Regions from separate parts of the Mus musculus genome. Here region 2 is linked to region 1. A link is a loop called in an ENCODE intact Hi-C map of the cell type or tissue named here. Cell type or tissue: left cerebral cortex. All regions are shown on one strand. Each heading gives the region's core, and the rest is flanking DNA. Links, peaks and the distances in the headings are about the cores only. Region 1 holds the start of D17H6S56E-5 (DNA segment, Chr 17, human D6S56E 5). Region 2 holds the start of Ddx39b (DEAD box helicase 39b).

Region 1 (2,900 bases), core at 309-2,808:
GTGTCATCTGTCCTCTCCCTGCCTCTCCTTCAACTTCAAGCCTCCTCTGACTCCTCCCAGCAACTGTCATCTCTCCCCAGTCTTCCCTACAGTTCAACATAAAACCGCTCACATCCTGCATCCCTGTCACACTTGCCAACCAGGGCCTTGTCAACCTCACCTAAGCCAGTGGCCCGTGCGAAGTGGGAAACTCAATTGGGAAAATGTCCCCACCAGACTGGCCTGTGGGTAAGCGTGTGGGGACGTTTTCTTAACTAATGATTATGTGGAGGGCCAGTCCATTGTAGGGGATACCACCCCTGGCAAAGCAGCCCTGGACGGTATAAAAGAGCAGGCTGAACAAGCTGTGGAAAGTGAGCCAGAAAGTATCGGTCCTGCACGGCCTCTTTTTGTTTCTGCTTCCAGTCACTGGTCTGACTTCCTTCAGTGATGGAGAGCTGTAACCTGAAACAATTCCTTTCTTTCCCAAGGCGCTTTTGGTCATGTTGTTTTAAACATGGCAACAGAAACCCAAAGACAGACTTGGGAATGCTTGGCACACCAGTGCGTTCGTTCCGAGCCATTCAGTTAGAGCGAGACCTAATTTAAAGACACACACACACACACACACACACACACACACACACTCCAAACGTAGTGAAAACAGCAAAACCACGCTCCACTCCCGGGCGCTCATGTATCACACCCCCGGAGGAAGGAAGAGATTTCATCATCTTGCATTCTCAGACATAGAAGACCAAGGCTCGAGAAAAAGTGTTCCCAAAGTTACTACACCAGGTGGCAGGCAGAGATGCGACCGCCTGACAACCGACTTTTTTCGTGGGATTCTTCCCAATCCTGTTTGTGTAGTCAGAATTTCTCCCTTTTTCTTCCCTCTCACCTGGGGATCCTGACCAGGACCTCGAAGTCCCAGGGCAGGCAGGGTCGCCCCGCAGGCAGCGGGTATGAGCTCCGTGTCAGCATAACTGACCCACTGCTGGACCAGGACAGCTGCCCGGCTGCCCCCGGGTCCCCCCAGGCCTGCAGGCCACAACAGCTGAGCTACAGCCGGGGCCCCCCACACCCACAGGCCGCCAGGTCCCTGCTCCAGGGCGGGCAGGCGAGGCGGAGGGAATGGAGTCCGGCTGCTCGGGGGAGGCTGCAAGCAGATGCGGGGGTGAGGGCCTCCCCACCCGGGACCGTCACCAGCTTCCCCGTATCGGGCAGCGATGAGGGCTCGGAGGCTGGGGAAGGCGTCGGGGTGAGGAGAGACGTAGAGGATGGACATGGCTGTGCAGGGTCCGAACGCGGTGCAGTGACCTGAGGAGAGACCCGGCAGATTGAGGAGGGGACCTGAGCACGTGCTGCAAGGTACGCAGGCGCCCGGCCGGACCCTAGGCCTGGCCGAGCAGCCGCCAGCAGCGCCTAGAGGAGGAGGCGGGACCCCGATCGCCCGCCCCCTCGGGTTGGAGAGGGGAGGCCGCGCCGCGTGTACGTACTGAAGGCGGCGATCACACTCGGCCGGCTACGGCCGCGGCCCCACAGGGCGGCCGGGGTGGAGGTGGCGGGCAGCGGAGGCAGCTCTCCCGCTGCGGGAGAACGCGGCCGGGACAGCGGCACCCACGTGTCCCCCCCTTTGTGACAGCGCACGTTTCCGGACTCGGGTCCTCGCAGGGCTGCCGGGCCCCGCCTGTGCGTGCGCGATCCCGAGGGTCCGTGCGCGGCCCACCGCTGCCGGACGGGTCAAGCAGGGGCCAGAGTGGCTCGTGCAGCACGGAGACGGGAACCCGCGTGCCGGGACGAGCCTGGGTCTGGGTCAGGCGCCGCCGCGGGCAGCCCGTGGCCCTCGGGTCAGGCGCCGCCGCGGGCAGCCCGGGGTCTTCGTGTCTAGAGCGCGGGAAAACGAAAGCCCTAGTGTCTGGAGTGCGTGCTTGGTCCCAGGTTTCCGCCTTTTGCAGGGCGAGCTGCAGAATCTCGGGCTGCTCCAAGTGAAAGACCCCACCATAAGGCTTAGCAAGTTAGCTGCAGTAACGCCATTTTGCAAGGCATGATAAAGTACCAGAGCTGAGTTCTCAAAAGTTACAAGGAAGTTTAGTTAAAGAATAAGGCTGAATAATACCGGGACAGGGGCCAAACAGGATATCTGTGGTCAAGCACCTGGGCCCCGGCTCAGGGCCAAGAACAGATGGTACTCAGATAAAGCGAAACCAGCAACAGTTTCTGGAAAGTCCCACCTCAGTTTCAGGTTCCCCAAATGACCGGGAAATACCCCAAGCCTTATTTAAACTAACCAATCAGCTCGCTTCTCGCTTCTGTACCCGCGCTTTTTGCCCCCCAGCCCTAGCCCTATAAGAAGGGTAAGTACTCCACACTCGGCGCGCCAGTCATCCGATAGACTGAGTCGCCCGGGTACCCGTGTTCCCAATAAAGCCTTTTGCTGTTGCATCCGAATCGTGGCCTCGCTGATCCTTGGGAGGGTCTCCTCAGAGTGATTGACTACCCAGCTTGGGGGTCTTTCACAAGCAGTGCCTGGCTGCTGGGAGCTGTTGCTGTAGGGAATGAAAGGTTGGTAATTCCCTGGCGTTGGTAAATGCACCGTGCGTTCCGCGTCTCTTGCTTGTATTTATCTTATGCTTTTAGAAAGCGTACTGATGGGGTGTGCTCAAGGCCATGTCAGGCTTTTGGTAACGGAGTGCACCGCCAGTTCGCGGAAGATCCTCGGATCTAACCCAGGTAAAACAGGAAAGGGGCTCTAGGTGCTGAGCGCTCACTGCCTGACATGGAGTCACGTGAAGGAAGGGCAGGGGACCCAAAGGCAGAAGCACTCCAGCTGGTCTACTAAAGCTCAAACCTAGAGGGAAAACATAAGTTCGCAGTGCTTTTGAGAGGCCACTGCTAGCCTGGCAGTGGTGGCGCATGCC
Region 2 (2,900 bases), core at 104-2,603, 240 kb before region 1:
GAACAGCAAGGGGAAAGACACCAGTTTCCGACAGAAGAGCTGGGAGAGGGGACAACAAAAAAACCGGAAAAACTCATCAGTCACGAATGGACTCGTCACTTCTCGTCGATCCCTACACCCGTCCTATTCTTCCCTAAACTGTGAAACCTTTGTCCCGAAAGAAGAGTTAACAAAGAGACTCATGACATAAGAAACGGGAACACCAGACGGGAGAGACAGAGTGGGCTCCACCGCTAACCAGACTTTGTAACACACACTTCGACAGGCAGGAGCCAACTGGGAGACCGCAGTAAAATGAGCGTGACTAACGACTCACACGAGGGTTGAGACACAAAGGACAAGGGAAGACAGAGACTGCGCTTTCTCCTGCCACCTCACGGTGGTGATCCCCAACGTCAGCCATCAGTCAAGGGTGATAGATAAGGGTCAGCACTGCGCAGAGCGCTCACTTCCCAAATGCAAACATCATGTGGCTGCCGCTATTCTCTTGCTCAGAAACCCCCGAGTGGCCGTCCCAGCGGCGCACACCTGGACCGGGGAACAGAAGCAGGAAGGAGGGTGGTGCGGGGCGGAGGGTGGGAAGTGTATGAATGGCTCCATTTCAAGAAAAAAAAAATTTTTTTGTTTTGAAAAAGATGGGTGTGTGCAGTTCAATGGCAGTGCTTGCTTAGTAACGCGAGAGGCCGCAAGGTTCGGCTCAGCGCTGCCAAAGTTAATTTTAAAAGTCGCACTAAGGAATTAAGGTCACAGCTGAGAACGATGCAGGATTAAGAGTGTGAGCCGGGTGGCCTTAGAAAGGAACGCCTTGCAGTGCTCTCGGAAAAGCTTCCCCAGAAGTGCGCGACACCATCGGCCACGCACAGAGGCAGCCATTCACAGAGAGCTCCAAATAAGGCAGCGAAAGCGGGGTCAAAGGGCTGGACGGGCCCCGGAGCGAGATCTTCCCATCCCTGGGCGAGCAAGAAAAGGCCCGGAGGGGAGATGCGAGGGGCCCCGCCCTCCTCCTGGCGCCGCCTCCGGCCGCCGCGGCCCCGGGTGGGCAGAGGACCCACTGGAACACCCAGGAAGCGCGGAGACACAATGGCGGCCGAGGCCACCATTTTGGATCGTTCCCCCCTTGTCTCCCAGCTCCCCGCCAAGATCTGCTCTCAGAAAGGGGTGAAGACAACAGAACTGGACGCCCGCCTGCGCGCCGGCGGCCACGGCGCCGGCCCGGCACCGGGTATCAGGGACCCGCGCGGCGGGGCGAGCCGCGGGAGAAGCAGATGGCGGTGGATGGTGCACAGGGCCAAAGCTTACCTAAGCACTGCGAGCGTGTATGGCGGCAGCAACGGGGACGGAGGCGGGAAGCTGCCTTCACTTCCGGTTCCAGGCTCGCCCCGGCCTCCCGCCTTCCCGGCCGCCAGGGCGCACGCGCAAGGAGCCGGAAGCAGGCTTTCGCCGCGCGCGCTCCGCGGCTGGCTTTGCAGAACGCCCACTTGAAATGAAGCTTCAGACGACGCCTCCTCCGGTCGCCAGTAGCAAGAGCGCGACAGGAAACTCACGTCTTCCCCCGCAGAGCTCTCCATTTTGTTCTTCTACGCTTATGCAACACCCTCCGACGGTCGGCTCTACTTTAGTTTTGTTTGCCACGCCAGGCTTCTCCCTGGGCACCTCTCTGTGGGCATGGAGGACTCCGCGATCGAATGAGAAGCGTTTCTCACGGGGTCCTTAGCCTCGTAGTCAAGGTGACCCGAGAGCGGCTAACTCGGGCCTCTGCTGGAGGGGAGGGGGACACGTGACCACGCCCATTACAGTCGTGCAGAGAATAGGCAGGATTTACCCAAAATTATATCGAAAGATGGAGGCTTACATTCTGTCTAGGTGCTAAATAAATGGTGGGGTTTGAGGTTATGCACCTTTCCATAATTCTTGCTAACTAGAGCAGCAGAATAATCTCAGTTCCATTATTCAGCCTGGACATCCCCCTCCCCCCATGTGGTATTCCCTTTGAGATGTTACATATAGCAGAAGTGTTGTCCTGTTGCCTTGCTACATAAACACAAGCTCGGGCTTTCCCTATTAAGGACACTTAATATTAATACAAAGTAACACTAAGTATCAGTGTTGCCAACCAGCTGGCTGTGTCCTGCTCAACGCATAAGCTCTCTGGGCTGGGGCTTGGTAGCTTTTGATCCCTCCGCATTTGGCAGCCCTAAGCAGCAGGCCGGCGGGTTTTGTATAAATCAGAGAGGAGTGGGAATTCCTCGGCCCTGGTAACTTATTACGAACTGTAGCTCCAGAAAGTGCGGTACCTGGGCCTTTAGCTTTGAAGCGTTTCCAGGAACTCTCCTAGTGACCTAGTTGGCGGGCTCTTAGCCACTGTCTTCCTGTTACTGGACCTAATGTGACATTGTGGAGGGTAGCATAGTAAGGTTTGTCCCAGCTGACCCAAGTGAGCCAAACTTTCTGCTTTACAGCCAGCAAAGGGTGTTTGCACCAAACACAGCAAACAGCAAACTCGTGCAAATGAAGACTTGTGTTTGCACCAATCATAATATTGTCCCTTTGGCATCAGTGATAACACATCTTCCTGCTACTGGACTATGGGAAGTTCCACCCTCCACTGGGGGAGGAGAGAGAGGACAGAAACAATCCTGGCTGAGCCATTAGCTGTGTGGTTTCCTCAAAGACTTTATAGAAGATTCAAAATGGCCATGCTGACAGTCCTCGTTAAGGTAGCCAGGGCAGGAAGGGATTGTCTTAACAGCTGGCTGTGATTTTAACAATGCTTAAAACCTGGGCCACTGGGGCCACAGCAAGGTGAGTGCCCCTCATCTGTCTTGCCATTTTTTTCTTCCTTTCTCTGTTACTGAGTTTGAGCAGTTATATAGACTGGCCTCAAGCTCTCAATTCTCCTG

Evidence for each region. Peaks named below come from ENCODE experiments on the same cell type or tissue, not always from the same donor. Only the 100,000 strongest peaks of a DNase experiment are listed, where the experiment ranks them.
Region 2: it touches region 1 in a loop (4-fold over the local background); 12 of 42 quality-filtered maps call a loop at or near these places.

The regions. Positions count from the first base shown.
Region 1 is chr17:34,999,811-35,002,710 of GRCm38, reverse strand. It overlaps D17H6S56E-5 (DNA segment, Chr 17, human D6S56E 5), which reads left to right and starts at 1,965. Exons shown (of 2, transcript NM_033075.3): 1 at 1,965-2,544. The coding sequence starts at 2,538. It overlaps Vars (valyl-tRNA synthetase), which reads right to left and starts at 1,804. Exons shown (of 30, transcript NM_011690.3): 1 at 1,479-1,804; 2 at 881-1,299. The coding sequence starts at 1,267. In left cerebral cortex, for the core only: no CTCF peak of the experiment used is centred there; DNase peaks (open chromatin) are centred at 668, 1,074, 1,711 and 1,778; H3K4me3 peaks cover 2,072 bases; H3K27ac peaks cover 1,201 bases.
Region 2 is chr17:35,240,252-35,243,151 of GRCm38, reverse strand. Ddx39b (DEAD box helicase 39b) reads right to left here and starts at 1,406. Exons shown (of 11, transcript NM_019693.3): 1 at 1,300-1,406; 2 at 1-39. It overlaps LOC115488830 (a small nucleolar RNA gene), which reads right to left and starts at 474; the gene lies at 398-474. In left cerebral cortex, for the core only: CTCF peaks have their summits at 526 and 1,481; DNase peaks (open chromatin) are centred at 439, 1,104, 1,458 and 1,649; H3K4me3 peaks cover 2,149 bases; H3K27ac peaks cover 2,500 bases.